Linked DNA regions of Homo sapiens: regions 1 and 3 are each linked to region 2. A link is an interaction called in ENCODE POLR2A ChIA-PET data of the cell type or tissue named here. Cell type or tissue: Panc1. All regions are shown on one strand. Links, peaks and the distances in the headings refer to the core of each region. The heading gives the core; the rest is flanking DNA. Region 1 overlaps POGZ (pogo transposable element derived with ZNF domain). Region 2 has its middle 4.4 kb from the start of SELENBP1. Region 3 overlaps PIP5K1A (phosphatidylinositol-4-phosphate 5-kinase type 1 alpha).

Region 1 (11,151 bases), core at 1,168-6,167, 53 kb after region 2:
TTCCAATATTAATGAAGGTAAATGGCAGAAGCCACTTAAGCTGGATCACAGGTGATATCACTTACACACATGTGACCTCTCAAAGCTTCAGTAACACGAAATTGAGCATTACATCGTGGACATATTTTCCGTCCACCATCCTGGAGGTCAAATACTGGGATGGAAGAGGTCACTGAAAGAAGTGAGAAGAATTGATAAGATTAATACAATGACACTGGAAAAAGATTACTGACCTTTTGGGAAAAAGTCAAACACTCCCTGAGAAGTATATAAAAGGGTAAGCAAGCATGAGAGATCACTATGGTTTTTGTTTGTTTTTGTTTTTTTTGAGACACGGTCTCTCAGTCTGTTGCCCAGGCTGGAGTGCAGTGGCACGACCACAGCTCACTGCAGCCTTGACCTCCCTGGGCTCAAGATCACTATGTTTGAGGCTTCCTTTTACTGTTCTAACTCTAGGCCAGGGGTCAGCAAACCACAGCACACAGATCAAATCCAGCCCAGCTACCAGTTTCTGTTTGGCCCATAAGCTAAGAATAATTTGTATGTGATTTTTTTGTTAAGGTTTTTGTTTTTTTTAATCTTGCAGAACTGAAGCTATATCCAATAAAAACCTCCTCACCATTCTCCCCTCGCCTCCACCCCGGCAACCACAATTCAACTTTGTCTCTATGAATTTGACTACTCTAGGTACCTCAAGTAAGTGGAATCATATGGTACTTGTCCTTTTGTGACTAGCCTATTTCACTTTAACATAATGTCCTCAAGGTTCAACCATGTTGCAGCACATGTTGTAGCAGAATTTCCTTTCTTAAGCCTGAACAATATACCATTGTATGTGAATACCACATTTTATTTATCCCTTTATCAGTTGATGGACCTCTGTGTTGCTTTCACCTTTCAGCTATTGTGAATAATGTTGCAATGAACATAGGTGTACAAATACCTGTTCTAGTCCCTGCTTTCAATTCTTTTGGGTATAGAATGGAATTCCTGGAGCATACAACAATTCTATCATTTTTAACTTTTTGAGGAACCACCATACTGTTTCCAAAGTGGCTGCATAATTTTACATTTCCACCAACAGTGCGTAAGGGTTCTGCTTTCTCCACATCCTCAACAATATTTGTTATTTTATGGTTCTTTGATAGTAGCCATCCTAATGGGAGTGAGACGGTACCTCATTGTGGTTTTGATTTGCATTTCCATAATGATTAATAACACTGAGCACCTTTTCATGAGCTTATTGGCAATAACTTTCTTTGGAGAAAGGTCTATTCAGTCCTTTGCCTACTTTCCTACTTTTTTTTTTTTTTTTGAGATGGGGTCTTTCTCTGTTGCCCAGACTGGAGTGCAGTGGCACAATCTCGACTCACCACAACCTCTGCCTTCCAGGTTCAAGCAATTCTTGTGTCTCAGCCTCCCGAGCAGCTGGGAATACAGGCACACACCACCACGCCTGGCTAATTTTTGTATTTTTAGTATAGACGGGGTTTCACCATTATTGGTCAGGCTGGTCTTGGACTCCTGACCTCGTGATCCACCTGCCTTGGCCTCTCAAAGTGCTGGGATTACAGGCATGAACCACCACGACCAGCGAGTCCTTTGTCTATTTTTTAAAAAGGTTGTTTGGGAGTTTTTTTGTTGTTGAACTGCACAAATTCTTTATATATTCTGGATATTAACCCCTTATTAGATACATAATTTGCAAATATTTTCTCCCATTCTGTGGCTTCCCTTTTCACTGTGTTGACAACGTCCTGCACAAAAGTTTTAAATTTTGATATAATTTAATTTACTCATTTTTTCTTTTCTTGCGTATGCTTTTGGTGTCATATCCAAGAAATAGTAATCACTGTCAAATCCAGTATCATGAAGCTTTTTGTCCTATAATTTTTCTAAGAGTCTTATAGTTTTAGTTCATTTAGGTCTTTGATCCATTTTGAGTTAATTTTTGTATTTATTGTAAGGTAAGATCCAACTTCTTTTGGACATGGATATCTAGTTTTCCCAACACCATGTTTTAAAGGTTTTTACTTTTTTTGAGACAGGGTGTCGTTCTGTTGCAGTGGCATGCTCATGGCTCACTGCAGGCTCAACCTTCTGGGTTCAAGCCCAAGCCATCCTCTCACCTCAGACTTCTGAGTAGCGAGGACTGCAGACATACACCACCACGCCTGGCTAATCTTTTTTTTTTTTTTTTTTGTAGAGATGGGATCTCACCATGTTGCCCAGGCTGGTCTCAAACTCCTAGGCTCAAGTGATCCTCCCGTCTTGGCCTCCCATAATGCTGGGATGAGGTGTGAGCCACTATACCTTGCGGTTTTTATTTTTAAATGGTTGAAATAAAAGAATAAAACTTTTCGACACATGAAAATTTTATGAAACTTAAATTTCAGAGTCCATAAATAGTTTTTAGTGGAGCACAGCCATGCTCATTCGTTTATGTATCTGTGGCTGCTTCCCCACCACAACAGCACAGTTAATAGCTGCAACAGAGGCTATATATTGTGCACAAAGCCTACAACTTTACTACTAGGCCCTTTACAGAAAACATTTGCCGACCCCTGCTCTAGACCACTGAAAACCCTCATGCTCATCATTCTCAACCTGAAGATCTCTCTACCAAATCCTAACTTTAAAACCTTGCTCAGAAATCCATCTCTTCCATGAAGTTATCTTTCATTATCTCACCCATCTTTAATCAATCAATTTCACTAATCTCCAAAGCACAATTACACACATAATTTCTTGGAGCTGATTCAGTTACACTTTTTGTAAGTGGCTTTCTCCTTACTAAAGTTTCTGTAAGAACAAACTACAGCAGCTGTATTTTATTTTATTTTTCTATTTCTGAGTATAAAGCTCTGATACAACAAACACTTTATTAATGTTTTTGAATGACTGGCTGCTCAGAGTCTTTCAGGTTATTGTACCTTTCATTGAAGACTCAGGTCCGCTGGTTCTTTGAGAGCCATGAGCAGAGCTGTTGTTGGACACCACCACTGGCCCAGGACTCTGGCCCAGGGAAGGGATGGTGTTAAGGGTATTCACCAATTTGGCCACTTCATTGCTATTTTCGCCTGTAACACCAGGTCGCTTCACAGTGACAAAGCTGGCAATGCTCACTGCAGGTGGAGAGGGGAAGGAGGGAGCTACGGTGACCAAGTGATAATCATCTGTTCTCCACCCACCATCCCAACCTGGCTCTGCCATCTCCTCTTCCGAAGCCTTACCTAGCTTGGGATTCGTGGTCTGGTTTGACTGGCCTGGAGACTGAACAGCTAGTTGCCCCAGTGAGGTTGGCTGTGTGGCAGTGGGAGTGGTAGAAGTGCTGGGAGTGGACTTGGTCTGCTGGGACTGGGACTGTGGGACGGTGCTTCGAATGGTAAGAGTGGCCGGGATGACGGTGGTGAAGGTGTTGGTGGTGGGCCTCACAGGCATTGTGGAGCCTGGCCTCACAGGGGTCATCTGGGAGAACACTTGTGGAACTCCAACTGTCGGCTTAACAAACTGGGTACCTGGGGCTTTAAAAGAGAGACAAAGTACCAGATCTTGGTCAGTGAGCTCACCTATAACACATTCTCCCTGCCTTTACTGGAAAGATTATTTCCCCAAACTGATGGATGATCATCAGAGGTTTCCAAGAGGAGTATAGATTCTAAAGACTAAGAAAGCACAAGGTGTCCATGTTGACAAAATAACCTGGGCAGCCTAAAAACATTAAGTTAAATAAGACTCCCATCAACTCCTCCTAAAACACCTTATCACACTGCCTTTTTAATTCTAAGAATACAATCAGTGGCTTGACCTCGGTACTGGAAGAAAAGAGTGGGAAGCAATATGGGTGTATATAGGCCAAATGGCAAACCTGGTCCTGAAAAAAGAAATCAGTCTTTCTCAGAGTACTAAAGGAGTCTTCCATCCTCTTCTATCAACTCAGAAGACAGACTATGCCATTCTACTAGGATGTCCCAAAGAGGAATGTCTCCTGGCTCAACTGTAGACAATTCCACTGAGAAAAATAAAGAAATGCCAGGGTAAGCTGGTCAGACTTAAACCCCTATGGGCTACGAGAACAAAAAACAAAACCTTAGGAAGACAAGCTACAGAGGTACCCTTACAAATAGCTAAATTAAGATACTCTTTTTTGGTCTGAATTGTAGTAAACTTATACATGCTAAATAGAGCAATGGAAAATTCTAAGATTTTAAAAAAATTATCCTTCTCAGAATCTTAAAAAAAAAAAAAACTATCTAGCAGAATCTTAAAAAAAAAAACTATCTAGTCATTGACAGTATTTATCCATAAAAGGAATGTCATTTGTTTATATCTAAAATCTATGCTATAAAATTAAAACAAAGTTTATAATCCCACCGTGCAAATGAGGAGATGTGTAAGGAGTGTAGAATTTATGAGTTTGCATTAATAACATAGTCTTAATAGCTGACTAAATACCAGTTACAGAAAAATGACTGTAAACTCTGTTTTACTACTTGATGAAGGGTGGTGAAAAGCTAAACAGAAATAAATAAAACCACCACCCTGGCCAAAGGTTAGAAGCAGATTTTTTAAAATTGGGCTTAAATCATTAATATTTTTATATTTTTAGATTTTCTTTAAATGTACTTACTAAATGACTTAGGATATTTAGAACAATAAAAACAAATCTTCTGGATGCCAGTTTATTCCAAATGGATAGACATTTTTCCTTACCTGGAACTAGTGTAATTGGTCTAACCGTTTGGCCTTGCTGTACGTTCAGCACAATCCCAACCTGATTCATTGCATTTTGTACAGGCCGGACATTCCTTACAGGAAATCCCTGTATTAAAAAGCAAAATGATCTTTAACATGGAGACCAATTAACACTGACAAAGATTGCAGTATGACCTACATCCAAAAAAAAATTCCCATACTCTTACTTAATGGTTCTTTCTCTAGAATTAGAGGTTTCAAATGACTGAGAGGGAAAAATTTAGGAAATTCTGGCAAACTTTTGAGAGACAAAATATCAAAATTAGAGAACAAGCTTTGGTACACATGAGCAAAAATGAAAACCTATTTCCTGACTTAAGAGAGCATCGGCTTAAAAAAACCTCATCAACAGACTGGCTCCCTAAAGTGCTAAATGAACAGAAGTGGGGGTGGGGGGCAGGGGGAAGAGCAATGTTCACTGGAGTGATTCAACATACAAACAATCCTAAAAAATTGTTCCCAAAGTCTACTTCAAAGGCCATAAACCTTTGGCAAATTCATAAGAATTTACAACTCAGGAAGCCACAGGCAAAGAGAAGCATTTGCCTTTAGAATCCATATTCAGAATTAGGCTTTCAACTTCAATTCAACACATTATATATCAAATAAGTCATCTTCCTTGTCTCCCAAAGGTCTCCATGAACTCCACCAATTACATACATACATCTCCAAAAGTTAACTAATTCATCCCATGTGAAGAGGAGCAGTCCACGCAAAGGGTGAAAAGCCTCAAGAGCCAAGCGTTAAGGCTTCCTAATTCAAGTTTTCCCACTATTTCTGCCTAGACTTTAATCAAATCACTTAATAAACTTCTAAGGGGTTTAAAGAAGATATTACCCAGCCATACTATGCTGGGCTTTCCACAGTTGGCATCAAATTACAGAACAGTAAAAGAGAAAGCCAGGTCAAAAGACAAGACTTAGAACCACTTCTAATGACGCCAAAGACCCTAAGTCAGAGTTTTCAGAGGTTTATAGTCTTTCTCTCCTCTAGCAACCTTGGAATTCAGAGTCCTACTCACCTGCGTAGTGATAAATATTGGTTGTGAGGCCACAGGGGAACTAGTCACATGATTGGCATTCTGCATGACCTGAACAGGCCTCAATACTGGTTGAGTAACCATTGTGCCCAGACCTGGGGCTGGATTCTGGGTCAGGATGAGTGGCTGTCCACCTTGCTGGACCAAAGGATTGCCAGCTAAAGGGTAAAGGAAGAAAAAAAAAAAGGAATGTTAGAAACAATGTTAAACCCACATTTTACTTTATTTTATTTTATTTTATTTTATTTTATTTTATTTTATTTTATTTGATACAGGGTCTCACACTCTGTCACCCAGGCTGGAGCACAGTGGCACAGTCACGGCTCACTGCAGCCTCAAGTTCCTGGGCTCAGGTGATTCTTCCACCTCAGCCTCCCAAGTACAAATCCACATTTTATTAGAAACAGAAATGGTGTCCTATATGCCAAAATATCCAAGACTGCCACTCATCTCAGGTTTAATGTGACCAAACTCACCAAAAATTTAAGTTTCACCCAAATCTACAACTAACAGAAAAACAGATGGGTAGGGGAGGTTCACTAACACTTCACCCATATGTCTTCACTGGGGATGAAAGACACATTAGAATTCTATGTGGCTAGCACCCTGACTCTCATGATTTAAGTGACCACACATAATCTCCCCCACCAAATCAGCAGAACAAAATATGTTAAGTCTTTTTCCATATTTTAACTAGGTAAAACCTATTTTATTAGAAGATAATTTGTTAGCTAATCCCCCTTAATTTTTTAAAAAGAATATTCATCAACAAACATTAATTCAGCAAGCACACAGAATCTAAGGAATGGTTTCTCTTCCTAGTGAGTTAAATCTGAGAAATGCAAGATTCTTTAAGCAACCACTGGGAACCCAGAGACTGACAGGCTACCTACCGTAGCCCTCTCTTTATGTCATCAGGGGTGATAATCAGAAGACCTGGACAAAAACTAACCCACACCAAGTAAAAATGACATGATTTCAGAAGATAATGATTCATTCATGAATAAATATTAATAAACTGGGCTATTATTGAAATATCTTAAATTCTTTTCATTTGTGAAAAATTTTATAAATATTTTTAAGTCCCCTATTTCATGACATTTGGTGAAAAAACCAATACTAAGTTTCCTGATTTACAAAGTATACTCAAAACCAGATAGAAAATTTCAGAGAGCCAATATACCTAAGCCAAAGAGTCAAGCAGGCCAGGCATGGTGGCTCACACCTCTAATCCCAGTACTTTGGGAGGCCAAGGCAGGCACATCACTTGAGGCCAGGAGCTCAAGACCAGCCTGGCCAACACAGCAAAACGCTGTCTCCACTAAAAATACAACAATTAGCCAGGCATGGTGGCGCATCCCTGTAATTCCAGCTACTTGGGAAGCTGAGGCAGGAGAATTGCTTGAACCAGGGAGGCGGAGGTTGCAGTGAGCCAACATTGTGCCACTGCACTCCAGCCTGGGCGACAGAGCAAGGCTCTGTCTCAAAACAACAACAACAGCAACAACAACAAGAAACAAAAAACCAAAGAGTCAAGCAAAATATGGCCTCAACTTTTTACCCAAAATCACCAGAATGGGATGGGCCCCTCTGAAATGTATGTTCCACTTGGCAGGTTATATCACCACAGTTAACTACAAAGCTAGACCACCAAAGGAATAGGTATGTAGGTGGCTACTAATGGGCCAGCAGTGGCTTATCTTATACTCTCTCAGAAACTGAGAGCTCATCAGTAGACTAGACCCTCAGTTACTGAGCCAGAAGACCAGTGATTGTAGAGGCAGATAGATAAATAAAACAGAAAATTCCAGCAAGTTCTATCCATGTTAAACTATACTGGCAATTTATCTATGGTGGGTTTTTTAAATTTTTAAATGTTTTATTATGGAGAAGTTAAAACATACATAAAAAGGGAACGCTATAGTGAACCCCTATGCAACCACCACCCTGCTTCAATAATTATCAATGTATGGCAAGTCTTATTTCATCTATACCTTCTACATACTTACTAGTTCCCATATCACTTTAAAGCAAGTTCTAGATCATATCATCTATAAGTATTTCAAAATATACCTTCTACATAAGAACTTCAAAAAAAGATAAAAGAATCATACCAACATAACTCCTGAACATTATAATAATTATTCAATATCAAATACCCAGTCAAAATTCAAATTTACTTGTATTTTTTAAGTAATTTGTCTGAATCCAGTTACAAAATGTTTGCAAAGTGCAACTGATGAACTAACTCTTTTAATCTATAGGTTCCCCAACCATCTCTTTCTATCCTTTTGAAATTTATGGTTGAAAAATATTGACTAAGCAAAAGTCTATATTTTTTAGTCATTATTTTAACTGCTAGGACAAAAGAAAATAAATTATCTCTTATTTATCCTAATTCTAAAAATTCTTAAGATAATTACTAGCTCAACATCCCAATTAAATACAAGAAGGGAAAGATGGAGGCTTTTTGCATTTATGGGAAATCAGTCAGCATTAGCAAGTCTCTTAAAGACAGACCAGGTTTCCATGAAACCCGTAAATACCATTATAAAGAATTTTAACAGCATTTTCTGCAAATATTTTCTCTTATATCAGGGTCAAGTTTAAATTTTGGTGGATTGTTAGAATTTTTCCAAAAAGGCTGGGCAAGGTGGCTCATGCCTGTAATCCCAGCATTTTGGGAGGCTGAGGTGGGTGGATCACCTGAAGTCAGGAGTTTGAGACCAGCCTGACCAACACGGAGAAATCCCGTCTCTACTAAAAATAACAAAACTAGCCAGGCGTAGTGGCGCATGCCTGTAATCCCAGCTACTCGGGAGGCTGAGGCAAGAGTATTGCTTGAACCCAGGAGGCAGAGGTTGCATTGAGCCGAGATCGCGCCACTGCACTCCAGTCTGAGCAATAAGCGAAATTCCGTCTCAAAAAAAAAAAAAAAAAAAAAAGAATTTTCCCAAAAATATGGTACAATCAAAAAGTGGTTTTCTAAGACCAGATTAGATTCACAATGCAATGGAAAGCAAAAGCCAGACTATGGAAAGTCATACTAGGTAAATTATACTTACTTATTTAGAAGCATTTTAATGATTTCTGCAATCTTTGCTCAAAGGAATTCTGACAATTCAAGTGTCTTACAAGGTTCTATTTCCAGAGGATGAAACAGGCAATCACAATTCTGGTGCTTTAAAAAAAAAGCCTTTAAAAGGATTATCCAAACTAGGGCAGTGGTATGCACCCGTAGTCCCAGCTATTTGAGAGGCTGAAGCAGGTGGATCACTTGAGCCTAGGAGTTCGAGTCCAGCCTGGACAACACAGTGAGACCCCCATCTCAAAAACAAAACAAGGCCAGGCGTGGTGGCTTACGCCTATAATGTCAGCACTTTGGGAGGCCGAGGCAGGCAGATCACTTGAGGTCAAGAGTTTGAGACCAGCCTGGCCATCATGGTGAAACCCCCATCTCTACTAAAAATACAAAAGTTAGCTGGGCATGGTGGCATATACCTGTAATCCCAGCTACCTGAGTGACTGAGGCATGACAATTGCTTGAACCCAGGTGGGGTCTTCAGTGAGCCAAGATTGTGCCACTGCACTCCAGTCTGGGCAACAGTGTGAGTCTCAGTCTCAAAAATAAAAAATGAAAAATAGCTAGGCATGGTGGTGTGTGCCTGTAGTCCCAGCTACTTGGGGGGCCGAGGTGGGAGGATCGTTTGAGCCTGGGAGGTGGAGGGTGCAGTGAGCCAGCTGTGTTCGTGCCACTACTGCACTCCAGCCTGGGTGACAAAGTGAGACCCCATCTTGAACAAAACAAAGAAAACCTAAGAAACAAATGAAATAAAACAATCCACCTCAGTGACAATTAATTCCATGAGTTTTCTTCTATACTTCAGACATCACATGGTATCAAGCACATTATTTTTTGAGACAGAGTCTTGCTCTGTCACCAGGGTGGAGTGCAATGGTGCAATCTTGGCTCACTGCAACCTCTGCCTCCTGGGTTCAAGTGATTCCCCTGCCTCAGCCTCCCAAGTAGCTGGGACTACAGGCACATGCCACCATGCCCAGCTCATTTTTTTGTATTTTAGTAGAGACGGGGTTTTACCATGTTGGCCAGGATGGTCTTGATCTCCTGACCTTGTGATCTGCCCACCTTGCACATAAATCAAAGAATTATGCAACTAACTTTCTCCCTCTAAGTTTGCTCTCTCTTGATTTTTTTCCTTCATTCTTTCTTTTTTTTTTTCACAAGGAGTTTTGCTCTGTCACCCAGGCTGGAATGGCATGACCTCAGCTCACTGCAACCTCTGCCTCCTAGGTTCAAGTGGTTCTTCTGCTCAGCCTCCCAAGTAGCTAGGAATACAGATGCCCACCACCATGCCCAGCTAATTTTTGTAGTTTTTAACAGAGACAGGGTTTCACTATTTGGCCATGCTAGTCTCAAACTTCTGACCTCAGGCGATCTGCCCGCCTCAAGCCTCCCAAAGTGCTAGGATTATAGGCGTGAGCCACTGCGCCCAGCCTTCCTTCATTCTTTTAAGTTTACTTCCATACCCTTAAAGCCCAGAAATAGAGGGCTAAATACAATAGGAACTGAAAACCATAATTAGTTATACTGTAAGAAATTTATAACATTAAATTCACATCATTCACAGCTCAGAATTAAGCAATAGTTTATTTCACCTCATAATGTTTCTTTCCTGTGCAAACATAAGATGAGTCAGAACTACAGGAATAATTTTAAAATACTGAGTAGTAAATTCTAAAGAACATCAAACAGAATAGTAAAAATATTCCAAAATTTTATTCCTGATACTTTCCTTTTTTTTTTTTGAGATGGAGTCTTGCTCTGTAGCCCAAGTTGGAGTGCAGTAACGTGATCTCAGCTCACTGCAACCTCCACCTCTCAGGTTCAAGCGATTCTCCTGCCTCAGCCTCCCAAGTAGCTGGGACTACAGGTAAATGCCACCACACTCGCCTAATTTTTTTGTATTTTTAGTAGAGATGGGGTTTCACCATGTTGGTCAGGCTGGTCTTGAACTCCTGACCTCAAATGTTCTGCTCACCTCGGCCTCCCAAAGTGCTGGGATTACAGGTGTAAGCCACACACCTGGCCTTGATACTTTCTTAAAAACAAAACACACACAAAAAACCAAACCCAGCTTTGAGATATAATCCACATACTGCCCATTTAAAATACACAATTCAGTGATTTTTTTTTATATTCCCAAGGCTGTGCAACCATCATCATCATTATTTAGTTCCAGAACATTTTCTTTTCTTTTTTTTTTTTTTTGAGATGGAGTTTCGCTCTTGTTGCCCAGGCTGGAGTGCAGTGGCGTGATCTCGGCTCACTGTAACCT
Region 2 (8,557 bases), core at 199-5,198:
GTTTAAGTGTGTATGTGTGGGAGCCTGTGCTTTATTTATTTATTTATTTATTTAGAGACAGGGTCTCACTCTTGCCCAGGCTGGAGTGCAGTGGTGCGATCTCGGCTCACTGCAACCTCTGCCTCCTGGGTTCAAGTGATTCTCCTGCCTCATCCTCCCGAGTAGCTGGGATTACAGGCACCCACCACCATGCCCAGCAATTTTGTATTTTTAGTAGAGAAGGGATTTCACCATGTTGGCCAGGCTGGTCTCAAACTCCTGACCTCAGGTGATCCACCCGTGTCGGCCTCCCAAAGTGCTGGGATCACAGGTGTGAGCCGCTGCCCCTGACCAGCTCGTGCTCTTTAGTGGGTGCCTGGGTGTGTGTGGATTTGTGTGTCTGGGCATGTGTGTGTTCCTGTATACCTGCGTGTTGCTCGTGCACGTGCCTGCATGAGTGTGTATCTGTGCCTGTGTGTGAATTTCCACGTGTGTGAATGTGCCTGTGAGTGTGCTTGTGTGTATTTGTGCGTGTGTGTGTGTGCGCGCCTCTGTATGTGCCTACCAGAGTATCTACGCCTGTGTGTGTGTGTGTGTGTGTGTGCGCGCCTCTGTGAGTATGTGCTTGCTAGAGTATCTACGCCTGTGTGGACATGTGCATAAGTGCTTGTGTATGTGTAGTGTGTGGCTATGTGGCTGTGCATGTGCTTGTGTAAGCCTGCGCACGTATGTGTTCCTGTGTCTCCAAATGCTCGTCTTTGTATTTGGACCTGTCTCTTAGCATTTAGGGGCACCCGGGACTGTGGGCCCATCAGCCAGGGTCACTTCTTCCCTAAGATTGCCCTCTTATTCCAGATATTCATACTCTTTGGATAAAAGCTCTGGGGTGAAGTTTTTATTGGCTAGGAAAAAGAATAAAGTCTGGGCTTGAGATTGCAAGTAGAATACAGGGTTTCCAAACCAGAGTGGGGGAAGGGGAGCAAAATTGGGCCTTGGTGCATTGGGTATCTGTCTTCCTGGCTCCCATCAGTGAGGGATCATGTGCCCATCAAGGAAGACTCCCTGTGGCTGCCCGGGGCAAGGGTCTTCTCTTATCCCCAGCGCCACTCAACCCCTCTTGGCTCCATCCTGCATCTATTATCCTCACCATTGTGCCATCAGCCTGCCAGGCATCAAAGAGAGTCTTGTGTGTGCAGCTGCCCCACGGGGAAGGCCCTGAAGGCTGCTTCCTTGTCTTTGCCAGCTTCCTCCTGTCCTGACTACCTCCACTCACCCTGCCTTCACCCTTCCCTCTGGCCCTCCCCTCTTCCTCCTCCTGAGGTCTCCATCTCCTGCCTCCTCTCTATTCTCCGGCTTCTTGGCTTGGGTTAGTCCACCACCCAAGATCTGAAAGAGAAAGAAACTTTATCCCCACCTTCTCATAAAAAATTATTGAGTCATTAACTTAAAAAAAAAAAGGCTGTTATTTTGTTTGTTGTGGTCTGTCATTGACTACCTCTTTCATGCTCCTGAGCTCTGACCTGGCTGGTCTCTGCAGCAACTCCATGGCACCCCTCACCTCTGCCTGTGGTTTTCTCCCTGAACTCTTGCTCTACAGCCAGCAGGTGGTTGGGGAAGTTATCCTAATCTGGGCTACAGAGGGAGGCAGTAAAGGTAGAGGGGCGATTCTCCTGCCTCAGCCTCCCGAGTAGCTGGGACTACAGGTGCCCACAACCATACCTGGCTCATTTTTGTATTTTTAGTAGAGACGGGGTTTCACCATGTTGGACAGGCTGGTCTCGAACTCCTGACCTCAAGTGATCCACCCACCTCCGCCTCCCAAAGTGCTGGGATTACAGGCCTGAGACACCGTGCCTGGCTGACCTGGATAATTTTTAAATTTTTTTTGTAGAGATGGGGGGTCTCACTATGTTGCCCAGACTGGTCTCAGACTCTTGGGCTCAAGTGATCTGCCTTGGTCTCCCAAAGTTAATTTTGGATTTTTAAAAAAATAATAAGTACTGCTTTTGTAACTAAAAGCTCAAATAAATATATTAAAAGAAAAACTATAAGGAAGATGAAAGGAAGGATGGAAGGTCACATGCAGTGCAGGTGAGGGCCACAGTGAGGGCCCATGCTGGGGAGAAGGACTGGCCCCGGTCCCTTTTGAGCTACAGCTCTCCCAACCAGCTGCCTATCCTTCCCTCTGGAGCACCTCTTTTGAGCCAGATATGGTAGACAAAGTGGTGAACAGGGCAAAGTTGCTACCTTCATGGAGATGACTTTTTAGGGGAGATGACTGATAATCATGCAAATACACAAATAAATAAAATCACTTCAGATAAGTGCTGTGAAGGAGTAGGGTAATGTAGGGGTGATGCAGCATTAGGTGGGGTTGCTTGGTATGTATGGGTACAGAATTATATGCAAACAAACAGTACAAAAGAACTAAAACAAACAAACCAAAAAGCACAAACGTGCACAAAATGCCTGTAAGGCATAAAGGTAGCAGCCCATGGAGGTCTGAGGCAGGACTGGCTGGAGAGGTTGGAGTTTTCACCAGCTAAGTAGAGTTTCAGAGCCCTGTTCTGCTCATTTCTCCTTATATTAACAGACCAACTCCATACCCTCAGGGATGTGTAGGAGATGTGAAGGGAGTAGCGTTTACTGAGAACCTGCTACTAGAGGTGACGGGCGCCATGCCGGGCCCTACACACTAACAATTAGCTCAGGTTCCGCCCATGGCACAGCTGGAGAGGTTAAATGCCTTTTTCTTTTTCTTTCTTTTCTTTTTTTTTTTTTGAGACAGAGTCTCCCTCTGTCGCCAGGCTGGAGTGCAGTGGCGTGATCTCTGTTCACTGCAACCTCCGCCTCCCAGGTTCCAGTGATTCTCCTGCCTCAGCCTCCTGAGTAGCTGGGACTACAGGCGCATGCTACCACGCCCAGCTAATTTTTGTACTTTTTAATAGAGATGGGGTTTCACCATATGGCCAGGCTGGTCTCAAACTCCTGACCTTGTGATCTACCCGCATTGGCCTCCCAAAGTGCTGGGATTACAGGTGTGAGCCACCGTGTCTGGCCTGTAAATGCCTTTTTCTTCATCTTACATTCAGGAAACAGAGTTTTCCCAATTCACTCCGTTGCCCACACTTAATGCACTGTTTCTGAATGACAGTGAGTTCAAAGCCTGCTGCTCAGGGTAATAACATGGCTCAGAGAAGAGAAATAATTTTTTTTTTTGAGACGGAACGTCACTCTGTCACCCAGGCTGGAGTGCAGTGGCAAGGTCTTGGCTCACTGCATGTTCCATGTCCTAGGTTCACGCCATCCTCATGCCTCAGCCTCTCGAGTAGCTGGGACTACAGGTGCCTGCCACCACGCCTGGCTAATTTTTCATATTTTTAGTAGAGACGGGGTTTCACCGTGTTAGCCAGGATGGTCTCTATCTCCTGACCTCGTGATCTGCCTGCCTCGGCCTCCCAAAGTGCTGGGATTACAGGCGTGAGCCACCGCGCCCGGCTGAAATAATTTTTTTTAATGCCCTCTGCCAGGGCTGTCTATAAAAAGCATGATTTGAGAACCACTTGGAGGACTTTCTCCTCACTGCCAATCCACTCAGAAATATCCTCCCTTTGGCCTGCCATTGATGCTTGAAACTTCACCAATAGCAGTTTATTTCTTTGTGTTACTACCAGATGGCCTCTTCTCACCTCCTGGCTACAGTGAATGTCTCTGGAGTGGTAACCCTTTAAGCTCCTAGTACTGCAGCGCCACTCAGTTTTATCAGAAGCCTGTGTCCCAGTGGGCAGCACTGAAGAGTGGCTGGGGGCCTATCATATCCAGGGAGATGCTAAGGTTGGGGACAGAAGGTGTTTAAAAAGCAAATGTTATCGTCTTGACTCCTTACCTCTATTGCTTAAAGAGAAGGAAGAATAAACAGTGAGGTGGCTCACACTTGTAATTCTAGCACTTTGGGAGGCTGAGGCAGGTGGATCCCTTGAGCTCAGGAGTTCAAGACCAGCCTGGGCAACATAGTGAAACACTTTCTCTACAAAAATTACAAAAATGAGCCAGGTGTGGTGGTGTGCACCTGCAGTCCCAGCTACTCGGGAGGCTAAGGAGGAGGATCACTTGAGCCTGGGAGGTGGAAGCTGCAGCAAGCTGTGATCATGCCACTGCACTCCAGCCTGGGCGACAGAGGAGGCTCCATCTAAAAAAAAAAAAAAAAAAATTATAAGCCATTTTGTTTCAGTTATGCCTCCTAGCCTGTAGCCTCCCTCCACCCTGAATTTTTTTGAAACATTGCTTTAATGTTTCAGAATATATCTCTTTAAAATAGGAATTCTGAATTGGGTATGGTGGCTCACTCCTGTAATCCCAGCACTTTGAAAGGCTGAGGCAAGAGGATTGCTTGAGCCAGGGAGTTCAAGACCAGCCTGAGCAACATAGGGAGACCCCGTCTCTATGAAAAAAAAATTACCTGTGGTCCCAGCTATTCAGGAGGCTGAGGTGGGAGGATCACTCAAGCCCAGGAGTTTGAGTCCAGACAGGACAACATAGCAAGACTCTCATCTCCTAAAAAAAAAAAAAGGAAAGGAAAGGAAAAAGAAGGGTCTGACTAGAACAGAAATTATGTATCTTGTTACACATTTAATGCACAAGAAGAAAAGATGAGGTGGGTTTGAAAACCAATTATGCAGACTGGAAGAGGTAGCAGCAACTTTGGTTACAAGGACACAGGTGACGCTTGCCATCACCAACACCCTCTCTCCAGCCTTTCTCCTGTGCCAAGCCTGGCTCCAGAAGAACTGAGACAAGAGCCATAAAATGGCTTTCATGCAATAATCTCCACCTTTACGAGGCCCACTTGGCTAGCACCCATTCATTTAAGAGTCCTGAGAAGAAAGAATTACATCAGTCTTGGTTAATGGCCCAAATTAAGCCATCAAACCCCTAATAAAGCTTCTATTTTGAACATGTTACAATACTTGAAATAAAATTTCCAAAGGAAAATAAAAGCCCTTCCATTTGGGGGCAGGAAGAATCTTTGGTCCCTGGGGTCATATCCCTGAGTCACAGTTTCTCTACTAAGGCTCAGGACGGGCAGAAACAAATCCCCTTCTTTGCGGAGCCCAGGCCTCCACTTTCTCACCTCAGCACCTGAATGCTGCCTGAGAAGAAGTTAGGGGATCCTTCTCCCAGTGTCCCAGAAGGACAGGAGGCCAGAGACTTTGGGAGACATGGCCTCAGGTCTACATGGAATTGGGAGGAGGCCCGGGCAGGGGCTTCACTGCCCATCCTGGATCTGCTGTCTCTTTTGCATCATATCCACCCGGCTGGTTTCCTTTACAATCTCCTCAGGGTCACGTCCATGTGCAGGAATGCTAAAAGTGCTATGTGGGATATGGGAGCCCCAGATTTCCTTTCTCACCTTTTCAAAAGGTGCTCAGAAACCAAAGTTTAAAAAGGCTTAAACTGAAAATAATAGCTGTTCCCAATATACAGTAATCTTTAACAAATCAATTGGAAAAAGATAAATTACACAAAGAAAAACATTCCAAGGATATGAAAATACAATATAAATGGCTAATAACCATAAGAAAACATACCTGGTCTCATTAGCCATTAGAGAAATGCTGGTTAAAGCAACAAAAAGATATGATTTTCAAAAATAAAAAGATTGATAATATTCAGGATCAGAAGGAGTGTGGGGAAAAGGACCACTCCTGTATTCTACTGGCAAGACTATAAAATGGTGGAACATTTTTAGAAGGAAATTTAGCAACATCTAGCAACATTTTAAATGGAAATCCACTTCTAGTGATCTACCTTATGGAAATCAATAAGTATATAAATATATAAATATAGGATGTTCATTGCAACAATGTTCTTAATAGTGAAAGGTTGGAAACAACCAATAGCAGAATGGTGAAATATATTATGGAACATCCATAGTATGAAACACCAAGCACCTTAATGTGTAGTTTTCTATATACCAACACAGAAGGATATCAATAAATACGGTGGAGGGGTGGGGGAAACCAGAAAGTATAATCTCATTTCATTTTATTTTTTATTTTTTGAGACAAGAGTCTCGCTCTGTCACCCAGGCTGGAGTGCAGTGGTGCCATCCTGGCTCACTACAACCTCCGCCTCCCGGGTTCAAACAATTCTTCTGCCTCAGCCTCCCAAGTAGCTGAGATTACAGGCATGTACCACCAAGCCAGGCTAATTTTTTTGTATTTTTAGTAGAGATGGGGTTTCGCCATGTTGGCCAGGCTGGTCTTGATCTGCCTGCCTCAGCCTCTCAAAGTACTGGGATTACAGGTGTGAGCCACTGTGCCCAGCCTCATTTTAATTAAAACTACATAAAAATTAAGCTATATAGTTTTAACTAGTTAAATTTATATTTATTTATTTATTCATCCATCTATACGTTCATAGAAAAGGATTTGGCTTATGATTGATGTCAGTATTTTGGGAGGCTGAGGCAGGCAGATTGCTTGAGCCCAGGGGTTTGTGACCAGCCTGGGCAACATAATGAGACACCGTCTCTACAAAAAATTAAAACAATTTAGGCCTGGCAGGCTCCTGTAGTCCTAGCTACTTCGGGGGTGGGGAAGGTGTGCTGAGGTGGGAAGATTGTTTAAGCCCTGGAGGTCGAGGCTGCAGTGAGCTGTGATTGCACCACTGCACTCTGGTCTGGGTGGCAGAGTGAGACGCTGTCTCAAAAAAAAAAAAAAGTAGGCCGGGCGTGGTGGCTCACTCCTGTAATTCCAGGACTTGGGGAGGCCGAGGCGGGCGGATCACGAGGTCAGGAGATCGAGACCATCCTGGCTAACACAGCGAAACCCCATCTCTACTAAAAATACAAAAAAAAAAAAAAAAAAAAAAATTAGCCGGGCATGGTGGCAGGCGCCTGTAGTCCCAGCTACTTGGGAATCTGAGGCAGGAGAATGGCATGAACCCGGGAGGTGGAGGTTGCAGTGAGCTGAGATCGTGCCACTGCACTCCACCCTGGGCGACAGAGCAAGACTCCGCTTAAAAAAAAAAAAAAAAACCTAAAGAAAAGGATTTGTAGAGATAAAGCTTCCCTTATCATGCCAAATGTAGCTAACAGTGGTTACCTCAAGAATTGGATTACAGGGAGCAATTTTTATTTTTCACATTATGTATCAATCATATTTTTAAAATTTTATATTAAGTTTGAAATACATGTGTAAACAATTGAAACAGTGAAAGAATACAGTAACATTTTTGCCTATAAGATGGGCAAAAAATTTAAAGGTTAAAATCTTGTATTGGTGAGACTATGCGGCAAAGGGACCACTCATTTAGGACTAATGAGAGTGTCAATTGGTGCCTTACTAACAAAAACAATTTGTCAATACCTCACAAAAGTTAAACTGTGCATACTGTTTTACCTAGGAATTTCACTTCAAGGATGCAATCCCATGGAAATACCTGCACAAGTAGGCAAGAAACAGGTACAGGTTGAGGCGGTGGCTCACGCCTGTAATCCCAGCACTTTGGGAGGCTGAGGCAGGTGGATCCCCTGAGGTCAAGAGTTCGAGACCAGCCTGGCCAACATGGCAAAACCCTGTCTCTACTAAAAGTATAAGAATTAGCCTGGCGTGGTGGCACACACCTGCAATCCCAGCTACTTGGGAGGCTGAGGCAGGAGAATCACTTGAACCTGGGAGGTGGAGGTTGCAGCGAGCCAAAATTGCACCACTGCATTGCAGCCTGGGGCGACAGAGGGAGACTCTGTCTAAAAAAAAAAAAAAAAAAGAAAAAAGATATAGGTACAGGTTGAGCATCCTTAATCTGAAAATCTGAAATCCAAAATGCTCCAAAATCTGAAATGTTTTGAGCACCAGTGTGACACCACAGGTAGCAAATTGCGTGCCTGACCTCACGTGTTGGGTCACAGTCAAGACTTTGTTTCATGTACAAATTATTTAAAATATTGTATAAAGTTACCTTCAGGCTATGTGTATAAGGTGTTTATGAAACACAAATAAATTTGCGTTTAGACTTGGGTCCCATCCCCAAGATATTTTAATATATATATATGTATTCCAAAATCTGAAAAAAATCTGAAATCTGGAACACTTCTGGTCCCAAGCAGTTTGGATAAGGGATACCCAAACTGTAATAATAAAATAACAACAGCTATCATTTATTAAATACATGGTACTGTTCGAAGTACTTAGGGATAAAGAAAGAGAAATGAACCACATCCACCTCATATAAAAGCTTTCCATGTGCCAAGTACTTCTCTGAGCTATTTGCATGTTCTGCCTTTACTTATACAGGGTTTACAACATCCCTATGAAGTGGGTATTTTCATTATGTCCAATTTACAGATAAAGAAGTTACAGCATAGAAAGAGGAAGCAACTCATACAAAGTTACACAGCTAGTGAGTAGCAGAGCCCAGGATCTGAAGCCAGGCAGTAGCTTCAGGCTCTGGCCTGGGACCTCTATGCACATAAGTTCGCAGCCCCTTCAGACAGAATGCTTTTGTGTTTTGTTGCTTGGATGGCTGGCCAGCACATTCAGCCCTTTCTATATTGGGTGGGAGGCAAAAGGCCAGA
Region 3 (11,151 bases), core at 2,623-7,622, 170 kb before region 2:
CATACTTTCTCAGACTAATTCCTTTGGTGATTCCCAACTCTAAACTGCCCAACTTTGGGAAGGAATGGAAATTTTGAAGAGAGTCTAAGGAATGTAGGAAATTAAGGTCAAAGACCTTAAAAACAGATGGGAAAGATGGAATGGAGTCTTGAATTGCAGTAGAGACTGCGAGAAGTGATGTTTTGGAAATTAGGCCTGAGAAGAAGAAAGATGGGTGGGGGGGTGACTGTAAGTGTTGTGGGGGAGTATTGCATAATAGAAAAATGGACTGGAAGAATGCTTACGCTGTATCAGGAGATTGGAATTTGGAGAATGGAGCCAGGTTAATGTAGAGAGCTCAGCGTATTAATAGTTAAAAACGAATGAAGATTGAGGGAGGGCTGAGGAGGCTCACAAGAAAAGCAGTAGATTGTGTGTAGGGGAGAAAGTGTGTGTATGTGTGTCGGGTGGGGGGGCGGGAGGTGAGTCAGAAACTGAGCGCTTCCATCAGAAGTGTCTGGTGTTTCACAGTAACTGCTGCTTCTACACTGGAATAGACGCTGCCAGATGTTGGATGCTTTGCTTGAGATTTTGGTATTTCCTCAGGCCTGGTGTTGCGTTTTTGCTGTTTAGAATTTGCTGAATAGGGTTCCTTCCACCTTTCACATTCCAGCTCAGATGCTGAAATATCTAGTCACACATATCTTCTTAATAAGCTGCAGTTTTATTTATTTTTAATAAATCTCTATTTTTAGTTTGTTGAGAGGGGATTTTTTACCTTTCCTATAAAAGTATTAGGGGACCAGAACAACTCATGCTGCATTATAAGCATGAAATAGGATAAAGTAAAAGTGACAGGGTATTTATTTATTTATTTATTTATTTATTTATTTTTGAGACGGAGTCTCGCTCTGTCGCCCAGGCTGGAGTGCAGTGGGGCCATCTCGGCTCACTGCAAGCTCTGCCTCCCGGGTTCACGCCATTCTTTTGCCTCAGCCTCCCGAGTAGCTGGGACTACAGGCGCCCACCACCACGCCTGGCTAATTTTGTTTTTTGTATTTTTAGTAGAGACGGGGTTTCACCGTGTTAGCCAGGATGGTCTCGATCTCCTGACCCTGTGATCCGCCCGCCTTGGCTTCCCAAAGTGCTGGGATTATAGGCGTGAGCCACCGTGCCCCACCTGGGTTTTTATTTTTAATAGAGTAGCTCCTTAATTTGAAACCTGCTTCCCCTCTAATCCCCAACCCAGAAAGAAGAAGGGTTGTGTATGGTCCATAAACAAACTTCTCAACTATTAAGTCAGGTGTTTGCTTTGTACTCTTTGGTATTTTTGTAGGTCTTTATGTTTTCTGTCAGATCCTCTCACTAACAGTTAATAATACAGATTGTATAAATGTTTTTGTGGTTTTTTTTTTGAGACAGAGTATCATTCTGTCACCCAGGCTGGAGTGCAGTGGTGCCATCTTGGCTTACTGCAACCTCTGCCTCCCAGCTTCGAATGAGTCTCCTGACTCAGTCTCCCAAGTAGCTGGGAATACAGGCATGTGCCATCATGCCTGGCTATTTTATTTTTTTGTGTTTTTAGTAGTGATGGGGTTTCATCATGTCAGCCAGACTAGTCTTGAACTCCTGACCTCAAGTAATCCGCCCACTTCGGCCTCCAAAAATGCTGGGATTACAGGCATATCGCAAGGTCAGGAGTTCGAGACCAGCCTGGCCAACATGGTGAAACCCCATCTCTACTAAAAAATACAAAAAAATTAGCCAGGCATGTTGGCGCAGGCCTGTAATCCCAGCTACTTAGGAGGCTGAGTCAGGAGAATTGCTTGAACCCGGGAGGCAGAGGTTGCAGTGAGCCGAGATCACACCACTGCACTCCAGTCTGGGTGACAGAGCAAGACTCTGTCTCAAAACAAAAAAAAGGGGGCAAAAAGTGGCTAAATTTCAAGCTCTTGATGGACTATGGAAAGATTATAATGGCCTCCACCAAATCCAAACATGGTAATTGCTCCAATAGCAAAAGTAGTTAAACATCTCTTAGAGCTTATGGTTTGCTTTACTCTGTGTATTTCACTTGTCAACAGTGTAAAAGCTGACAGCTTAATGGTGAAACTATCTTTAATATTGGCAGGGAACAAACTCTCCTAAATAACCTCTCCTTCCCAATTTAAATGCCAGAAGATTGGGAGTGCCTAGAAGTTGTGAGTGGCTTATCAAAAACTGTCAATATGTCCTTGGCTATGACATTTTTGTTTTATATCCATTTTCAGCATTGTCAGAGAACATTGTCCTTTAGGATTTCAGAGTTTCACCAAAACTTAAGTGGAGTTCAGCTAAACAGCTAAGAACAGTAAATGGTTTTAGGGTGGTTGACACGCACACTTCTTGAATTTCTACAGGGCCAGCCTTCTAGCCTTTAACAATTCAGGAAATCATAAACCATCACTTGTTCCTGCCAACTTCCTAATTCCTCTGGTACCATGCAGACAAAGAAACACTCTCTTCCAATCGCAAATAAAATCTTTTTTCTCTTTTTTTAGGTGGACTCTTGCTCTTGTCACCCAGGCTGGAGTGCAGTGGGGTGATCTTGGCTCATTGCAGCCTCAGCCTCCCGGGTTCAAGCGAGTTGCCTGCTCAGCCTCCCAAGTAACAGATTACAGGCACCTGCCACCACATCTGACTAATTTTTGTATTTTAGTAGAGACAGGGTTTCACCATGTTGGCCAGGCTGGTCTCAAACTCCTGACCTCAGGTGATCCACCCATCTCGGGCTCCCATAGTGCTGGGATTACAGGCGTGAGCCACCATGCCCTGCCAGTAAAGTCTTTTTTTTTTTTTGAGAGGGAGTCTCTCTCTGTCGCCCAGGCTGGAGTGCGGTGGAGCAATCTTGGCTCACTGCAGCCTCAGCCTCTAGAGTTCAAGCGATTCTCCTGCTTCAGCTTCCCAAGTAACTGAGATTACAGGCACCTGCCACGTCTGGCTAATTTTTGTATTTTAGTAGAGATCAGATTTCACCATGTTAGTCAGGCTGGTCTCAAACTCCTGACCTCAGGTGATCCTCTCGCCTCAGCCTTGCAAAGTGCTGAGGTACATACAGGCTTTAGCCGCCGCCGCTGGCCTTACTTTATGCCCTTTTTACCACCATGAGGAGAGTAAAGAATTTCTGTCTTGGAGGCTTGATTTGAAGTTAGTGGTTGGGTTAGAAGGGATAGGATACTAAGGTGTACACTGCTCCTATGAAATAAGAGTTGTGGAGTAAAATCATGTGTGACTTCCTCAAGGAAAAGCACTTGAGGCTGGGTACAATGGCTCACACCTATATTCTCAGCACTTTGGGAGGCCAAGGCAGGCGGATCACCTGAGGTCAGGAGTTTGAGACCAGCCTGGCCAACATGGTGAAACCCTGTCTCTGCTAAAAATACAAAAATTAGCCGGGTGTGGTGGCAGGCACCTGTAATCCCAGCTACTCAGGAGGCTGAGGCAGGAGAATTGCTTGAACCCGGGGGACAGAGGTTGCAATGAGTCAAGATCACACCATTGCATTCCAGCCTGGGGGACAAGAGTGAAACTCCATCTCAAAAAAAAAAAAAAGGCCAGGAGCAGTAGCTCACGCCTGTAATCCCAGCACTTTGGGAGGCCGAGGTGGGCGGATCACAAGCTCAAGAGATGGAGACCATCCTAACCAACGTGGTGAAACCCCGTCTCTACTAAAAATACAAAAATTAGCTAGTCATGGTGGCACACTCCTGTAGTCCCAGCTACTCGGAAGGCTGAGGCAGGAGAATTGCTGGAACCCAGGAGGCGCGGGTTGCAGTGAGCTGAGATCACGCCACTGTACTCCATCCTGGAGACAGAGTGAGACTCTGTCTCAAAAAAAAAAAAAAGAAAAAAGAAAAGCACTTAAACCCTAGATAATCATGAGCTGTGTAGTTCCTTTTGCTTCAGACTAGAACATTTTTAAAATGGTCATCGCTCACCTATATGATTTTATCATGTGCACAAATGATTTAGACATAACTTTACAGCTGCTTACCTGACTTTTTCTCCCCCTTAACGGCTCAGGGAGATCCAGAGGATACAGTATTGGAGCATTTTTGCTTGGGACTTTTATAGTAGGGACAGCTTCATCAGTCTGTGATTCTGATTGCTTTGTTCTTCCCAGCAGAGCCCTACCTGTAACCTGCAGTAATCTGTTAACTCCAGTAGTAGGGATTATTGTTGATATATATATATATTTTTTTGAGATGGAGTTTCGCTCTTGTTGCCCTGGTTGGAGTGCAATGGCGCGATCTCGGCTCACTGTAACCTCTGCCTCTGGGGTTTGAGTGATTCTCCTGCCTCTGCCTCCTGAGTAGGTGGGATTACAGGCACCCGCCAACACGCCCGGCTAATTTTTGTATTTTTAGTAGAGACGGGGTTTCGCCATGTTGGCCAGGCTAGTCTCAAACTCCTGATCTCAGGTGATCTGCCCACTTCAGCCTCCCAAAGTGCTGGTATTACAGGCGTGAGCCGCCACGCCCGGCCTGTGGATGTTTTTTTGATCTGTGTTCTGTTGTGTACAGTGTAAGCCATTTGTAGGCTGATTTCTTTCCTAGTTCTTCCTCTTAGTGAAAAGTAAAGCAGTTTAGATCATGTTGAATGATAAACTGAAATTTAGAAATGCAAACATAGAATACAATGTCAGAATATCACCAGGTGCCATTTTGGTTGATATTTTATAAATAGGGAGATATTTTTCTGTTTACTCTCCATAGGGATTTTGACACTTTCCACCCACCCCTTTTTCCTTTTGTCACCTTGGTATATTCTGCCAGAAAACTGACATCAGAATGTCATTGCTTCTGATCGATTTATTTCTGCCATGACACTCAAGCCCATTGTCAGTTATAATTAACTAGTCTAATAGGTATCCAGTTTCTGATATTAATTGATAATGTGTACTTACACGTTAGCGTTGAATATCAAAATAGTACGTTTTGCTTATTAATGTCTGTGGGCTTTTTTAGGTTAATTTAAAACTCTTCTGATTAATACCTTTGCTCAAATATGTGCTACCTAATAGCTATTAAATATTTTATTAGCCTGTTTTTCTTGGATAATAAAGTGGAAACTATAGCCTGTGAAGTGAACAACAGAGATAATACCAGGCCAGCTAGCAAACTGGGGAGAGGGAAGGTGGTAATTTTATCCTTTAAATTGTTCTCTCCTAGAATGTTATTTATTATTTTTTTGAGACAGAGTCTTGCTCTGTCGCCCAGGCTACAGACCAGTGTAGTGCAGTGGTGCGATCTTGGCTCACTGCAGCCCTTGCCTCCCAGGTTCAAGCGATTCTCCTGCCTCAGCCTCCTAGGTCACTAGGATCACAGGCGTGCGCCACCACGCCCAGATAATTTTTGTATTTTTAGTAGAGGCGGGGTTTCCCCATGTTGGCCAGGCTGGCCTTGAACTCCTGGCCTCAAGCGATCCTCCTGCCTTGGCTTCCCAAAGTTCTGAGATTACAGGCGTGAGCTACTGCCCGGCCTCTCTCCTAGAATTTTGGAGCATTCTTACTTGACGTAAAGAAGGGAACAAGAGCCGGGCATGGTGACTCACGCCTGTAATGCCAGCACTTTGGGAGGCCAAGGCAGGTGGATCACCTGAGGTCAGGAGTTCCAGACCAGCCTGGCGAAACCCTGTCTCTACAAAAAATACAAAAATTAGTCAGACGTGGTGGCGTGCTCGTGTAATCCCAGCTGCTAGGGAGGCTGAGTCAAGAGAATCACTTGAACCCAGGAGGCGGAGGTTGCAGTGAGCTTAGAGTGCACTACTGCACTCCAGCCAGGGCAACAGAGCAAGACTCCGTCTCAAAAAAAAGAAAAGGGAACAAGAAAACTTATCAGTTTATTTTTCTTTCTTCTTTTTACTGGGTTTCCTTGATCAAGGACAAAAGTGTACTTCAAGAATATACTCTTTCCTGATGGCCAGGTAGAGAGGGAATCTTTGTTTTTCTGTGCTCCATACCCAGCCCAGAGAGACTGAATGAAACACCGATGGTGTTTCCTAGAGGAAACCCTAAGAAGCCCGTTTCCCCTATTGCACCTCACTTCTCTGCCCTTTCCCATCTAAACAGAGAATTTAATTTCGACATATGTTTATCCTGTTTTGTTCATATCTCCTACAAGCTTTTATTCTTTTACTGTTTTCTATTTGAAGTGAACTTTTTTCCCTCAACCCCTCCATCTTTTTAAACTGTCTCCATTTTTCTTTATTCTCCTGTGAAATTTCAGTCTGTTTATTTGTAATGGTTGTATTCAGTATGTATTAATTTACAAATATCTAATTCCTGGAAAATCTCTCTTGTTGGAATCTGAGGAAGACATTGGCAAAAAGAGAGGAAGGTAGGTCTGTTGTAGGGAGTTCAGCATATTCTTATTATTTACCTTGTATACTTAACTGAGCAATATGGAAGTAATCCAGAATAAGCTGTCCAAAAAGATTAGAGATATTGGTTGGGGGTGGGCAAAGGGGAGGTGAGCAAAGGAAGTTGGCGAGAGGGAATGAGAAGAGGGTTTTTTGTTCTTGTTTGTTTGTTTTTAGGATATTTAATTAGAGTATATTAATACTTTTTTTGTTTTGTTTTGTTTTGTTTTTTGAGGCGGAGTTTCACTCTTTTGCCCAGGCTGGAGTGCAGTGGTGGGATCTCAGCTCTCTGCAACCTCCACCTCCCGGGTTGAAGCGATTCACCAGCCTCAGCCTCCCAAGAAGCTGGGACTACAGGCACGTGCCACCACATCCGGCTAATTTTTGTACTTTCAGTAGAGACAGGGTTTCACCATGCTGGCCAGGCTGGTCTCTAACCCCTGACCTCAGGTGATCTGCCCACCTCAGCCTCCCAAAGTGCTGGGATTATAGGCGTGAGCCACCTTCCCGGCTATTTTTGTATTTTTAGTAGAGACGGGGTTTCGCCATGTTCGCCAGGCTGGTCTCGAACTTCTGACCTCAGGCGACCCTCACTGCAACCTTCGCCTGCTGGGTTCAAGCGATTCTCCTGTCTTAGCCTCCCTAGTAGCTGGGATTACAGGTACACACCAACATGCCTAGCTAATTTTTGTATTTTTAGTAGAGATGAGGTTTCACCATGTTGGCCAGGCTGATCTTGAACTCCTGACCTCAAGTGATCTGCCCGCCTTGGCCTCCCAAAGTGCTGGGATTACAGGCGTGAGCCACCGCGCCTGGTCTGAAATATGTTCATTTTAATCCAGCAGAATTCATTGCTGTTTCAAGATAGAACCAGATTTGGAAATAAAATTGGAAGGTGGCTATCTGCCAAAAATTTCAAGTGCCTCTTGGCCATGGGTAGCTTATTCAGGAAACCCAAGTCTTTTAAGGAAGGACTTGGATTTTTTTCTTAATTTCAAAGAACGTTTTTGTGCCAAGGGATACATATTTGAGGTCTGAGAACCATGAAACTTGTTTGTAGGATTAGAAGCAAAAGTTGACTAGAGGGAAATGTAGAGTTATTTTAATTTAACTCCCTCATTTTCCAAATTAGGAAACTGAGGTAAAGATGTTGCATAAAGGCTGTATGTTACCAAGATTAATCTTTTTTTTTTTTTTTGAGATGGAGTCTCGCTCTGTCCCTCAGGCTGGAGTGCAGTGGCGTGATCTCGGCTCACTGTGACCTCTGTCTTCCAGGTTCAAGTGATTCTGCTTCCTCAGCCTCCCAAGTAGCTGGGATTACAGGCGCACGCCACCACGCCTGGCTAATTTTTGTATTTTTAGCAGAGTCAGGGTTTCACCATGCTGGCCAGGCTGGTCTTGAACTCCTGACCTCGTGATCTGCCTGCATCGGCCTCCCAAAGTGCTGGGATGATTACGGGCATGAGGCACCACACCTGGCCATCAAGATTAATCTTAATAAATATGTTGCTCCTTCTTTTTTTTTTTTTTGAGACAGAGTTTCGCTCTTGCTGCCCAGTCTGGAGTGCAGTGGTGCGATCTTGGCTCACTGCATCCTCCTCCTCCTGAGTTCAAGTGATTCCCCTGCTTCCCTAGTAGCTGGGATTACAGGCACATGCCACCACGCCTGGCTAATTTTTGTATTTTTAGTAGAAATGGGGTTTCTCCATGTTGGGTCAGGCTGTTCTCGAACTCCTAACTTCAGCTGATCCACCTGCCTTGGCCTCCCAAAGTGCTGGGATTACAGGTGTGAGCCACCGGGCCCAGCTGGCTCATTCTTTGATATACTGCTTTTAATTGGCTATTAGCTGAGGTGACCCCAGGACTGGTAGATCAAATTGCTTTCAAGCTTTTGTTTCTAGGGACATCCTTGCACTTCTGACTGTTTCCTAGAAGAGCGTTAGGAAAAATTTACACCAGCTAAGAAACAAAATTTAGCTTTTCTCTGAAATGTGGCTTGGTTTTCTTTTCTTTTTTTTTTTTTTTTGGAGATGGAGTCTCACTCTGTCGCCTAGGCTGGAGTGCAGTGGTGCAATCTTGGGTCACTGCAAGCTCCACTTCCCGCTTTCAAGCGATTCCCCTGCCTCAGCCTCCTGAGTATCTGGGATTACAGGCGCACACCACCACGCCCAGCTAATTTTTGTATTTTTAGTAGAGACGGGGTTTCACCATGTTGGTCAGGCTGGTCTCGAACTCCTGACTTTGGCATCCACCTGCCTCAGCCTCCCAAAGTGCTGGGATTACAAGTGTGAGCCACTGCGTCCGGCCGTGGCTTGGTTTTCTTAATTTGCTTGATCCAGTCATTATTAAGGATGTTGTAATGGTACGCTTTTTTTTTTTTTTTTTTTTTTTTTTTTTTGGAGACGGAGTCTTGCTCTGTTGCCCAGGCTGGGGTGCACTGGTGCAATCTCGGCTGACTGCAAGCTCCGCCTCCTGGGTTCACGCCATTCTCTTGCCTCAGCCTCCCGAGTAGCTGGGACTACAGGCGCCTGCTACCACGCCCGGCTAACTTTTTGTATTTTTTTTGGTGGGGGTGTTTCACCGTGTTAGCCAGGATGGTCTCGATCTTCTGACCTGGTGATCTGCCTGCCTCGGCCTCCCAAGGTGCTGGGATTACAGGCGTGAGCCACTGCGCCTGGCCGCTTTTTTTTTTTTTGAACACACTTCCTTAGAGCTATGTGTTCAGCAGTACTTCTCAGGAGGCAGGTTGACATTTCAAGAGTATTTTCAGTTGAAGAACAATTTGTGTCTCCCACCTGCAGGCGTATAGAGTGTCTTTCAGTATTCCAAGTTAACTAGGACCAGAGAGATTGCCTCAGATAATCCAGCAAATAACTGGGTAGATTTTGTTTTTGTTCTATTATATTGTAAGGGATCTTGCTTTTTTTCTTTCCCCCGCCCAAGACAGAGTCTTGCTCTGTCGCCCAGGCTGGAGTGCAGTGGCACGATGCCATCTCACTGCAACCTCCGCCTCCTGGGTTCAAGCAATTCTGCCTTAGCCTCTCTAGTAGCTGGGATTACAGGCGCGTGCCACCATGCCTGGCTAATTTTTTTTTTTTTTTTTTTGAGATGGAGTTTTGCTCTTGTCGCCCAGGCTGGAGTGCAATGGCATGATCTCTGCTCACCGCAACCTCTGCCTCCCAGGTTCAAGCAATTCTCCTGTCTCAGCCTCCTGAGTAGCTGGGATTACAGGTATGCGCCACCATACCTGGCTAATTTTGTATTTTTGGTAGAGATGGGGTTTCTCCATGTTGGTCAGGCTGGTCTTGAACTCCTGACCTCAGGTGATCCGCCCACCTCAGCCTCCCAAAGTGCTGGGATTACAGGTGTGAGCCACCGTGCCCCGCCTGTATTGTTAGTAGAGACGGGGTTTCACCATGTTGGCCAGGCTGGTCTTGAACTCCTAATCCTAACCTCGTGATCTGCCCACCTCAGCCTTCCAAAATGCTGGAGTTACAGGCGTGAGTCACCACGACTAGCCTGCATTTTTTTTTCTTTCTTTTTTCTGAGATGGAGTCTTGCTCTGTTGCCCAGGCTGATTGATGTGCAGTGGTGCAATCTTAGCTCACTGCAATCTCTGCCTCCTGGGTTCAAGAGATTCTTGTGCCTCTGCCTCTCGAGTAGCTGGGATTATAGGTGCCCGCCACCGTGTCTGGCTAATTTTTGTATTTTCAGTAGAGACGGGGTTTTGCCATGTTAGCCAGGTTGGTCTCGAACTCCTGACCTCAGGTGATCTGCCTGCTTCCGCCTCCCAAAGTGCTGGGATTACAGGTGTGAGCCACTGCGCCCGCCCTCCCCGGCCCCCCCACTTTTTTTTTTCCTCGAGACTGGATCTCACTCTGTCATCCAGGGTGGTGTGCAATGGCATGATGATAGCTCACTGTAGCCTCAAACTCCTGGGCTGAAGTGATCCTCCCACCTCAGCCTACTCAGGATTACAGGCATGGGCCACCACACTGCTGTTTTTTTTTTTTTCTTAAGTAGAGACAGTCTCATCATATTGCTCAGTCGATCTCAAACTCCTGGCCTAAAGCGATCCTCCTGTCTCAGCCTCTCAAAGTGCTGGAATTACAGGCATGAGCCACCCTGCTTGGTGTGGCGCTCCATCTTTATCAACCAAAAGTCCACTGAGAGTTAGCATTTTAATTCCAAAAAAGCTGCTTATCTCTTTGTGCTCTATGTAGGAACTATTGACATACATATATATTTTTTGAGATGGAGTCTCGCTCTGTTGCCCAGGCTGGAGTGTAGTGGCATGATCTGGGCTCACTGCAGCCTCCCGTCTCCTGGGTTCAAGTGATTCTCCTGCCTCAGCCTCCCGAGTAGTCGGGATTACAGGTGTGCGCCACCATGCCCGGCTAATTTTTTTGTATTTTTAGTAGAGACGGGTTTTGCCATGTTGACCAGGCTGGTTTTGATCTCCTGACCTCAGGTGATCTACCTGCCTCAGCCTCCCAAAGTGCTGGGATTACAGTCATGAGCCATTGTGCCCGGGCTTATTGACATATTTATGTAGTAGTGTTGGTAGGCAATTAAATTGGACCTCAGGGATTGTTTCCCTATGACCTGTTTGGGCAAAACTCCAGTTGTCTGAGGAATGCATATCTGGCTAGCCTTTAGTGTCCCCAAATTATATGTTTATTTCAAACATTAGAGTCAGTCACACACTGCTTCTTGGTTTCTCATCAGTAGATGATGTCATTGCATCTCTGACAGAAATGCTTCTGCTCTGAA

The links. ChIA-PET counts read pairs that join two places held together with the same protein. Peaks named below come from ENCODE experiments on the same cell type or tissue, not always from the same donor. Only the 100,000 strongest peaks of a DNase experiment are listed, where the experiment ranks them.
Region 1: POLR2A ChIA-PET joins it to region 2 with 8 read pairs; 10 of 35 experiments call an interaction of 5 or more read pairs at or near these places.
Region 3: POLR2A ChIA-PET joins it to region 2 with 5 read pairs; 8 of 35 experiments call an interaction of 5 or more read pairs at or near these places.

What each region holds. Positions count from the first base shown.
Region 1 is chr1:151,424,890-151,436,040 of GRCh38, forward strand. It overlaps POGZ (pogo transposable element derived with ZNF domain), which reads right to left. Exons shown (of 19, transcript NM_015100.4): 4 at 5,777-5,952; 5 at 4,714-4,822; 6 at 3,234-3,524; 7 at 2,934-3,152; 8 at 66-172. Among named protein-coding and RNA genes, the nearest start is that of POGZ, 29 kb to the right of the region's middle. In Panc1, for the core only: no CTCF peak of the experiment used is centred there; no DNase peak of the experiment used is centred there.
Region 2 is chr1:151,372,872-151,381,428 of GRCh38, forward strand. No RefSeq gene overlaps it. Among named protein-coding and RNA genes, the nearest start is that of SELENBP1, 4.4 kb to the left of the region's middle. RefSeq lists an enhancer at 1-355. In Panc1, for the core only: no CTCF peak of the experiment used is centred there; no DNase peak of the experiment used is centred there.
Region 3 is chr1:151,199,974-151,211,124 of GRCh38, forward strand. The region is part of intron 1 of PIP5K1A (phosphatidylinositol-4-phosphate 5-kinase type 1 alpha); the gene reads left to right. Among named protein-coding and RNA genes, the nearest start is that of PIP5K1A, 7.0 kb to the left of the region's middle. RefSeq lists a silencer at 10,586-10,743. In Panc1, for the core only: no CTCF peak of the experiment used is centred there; no DNase peak of the experiment used is centred there.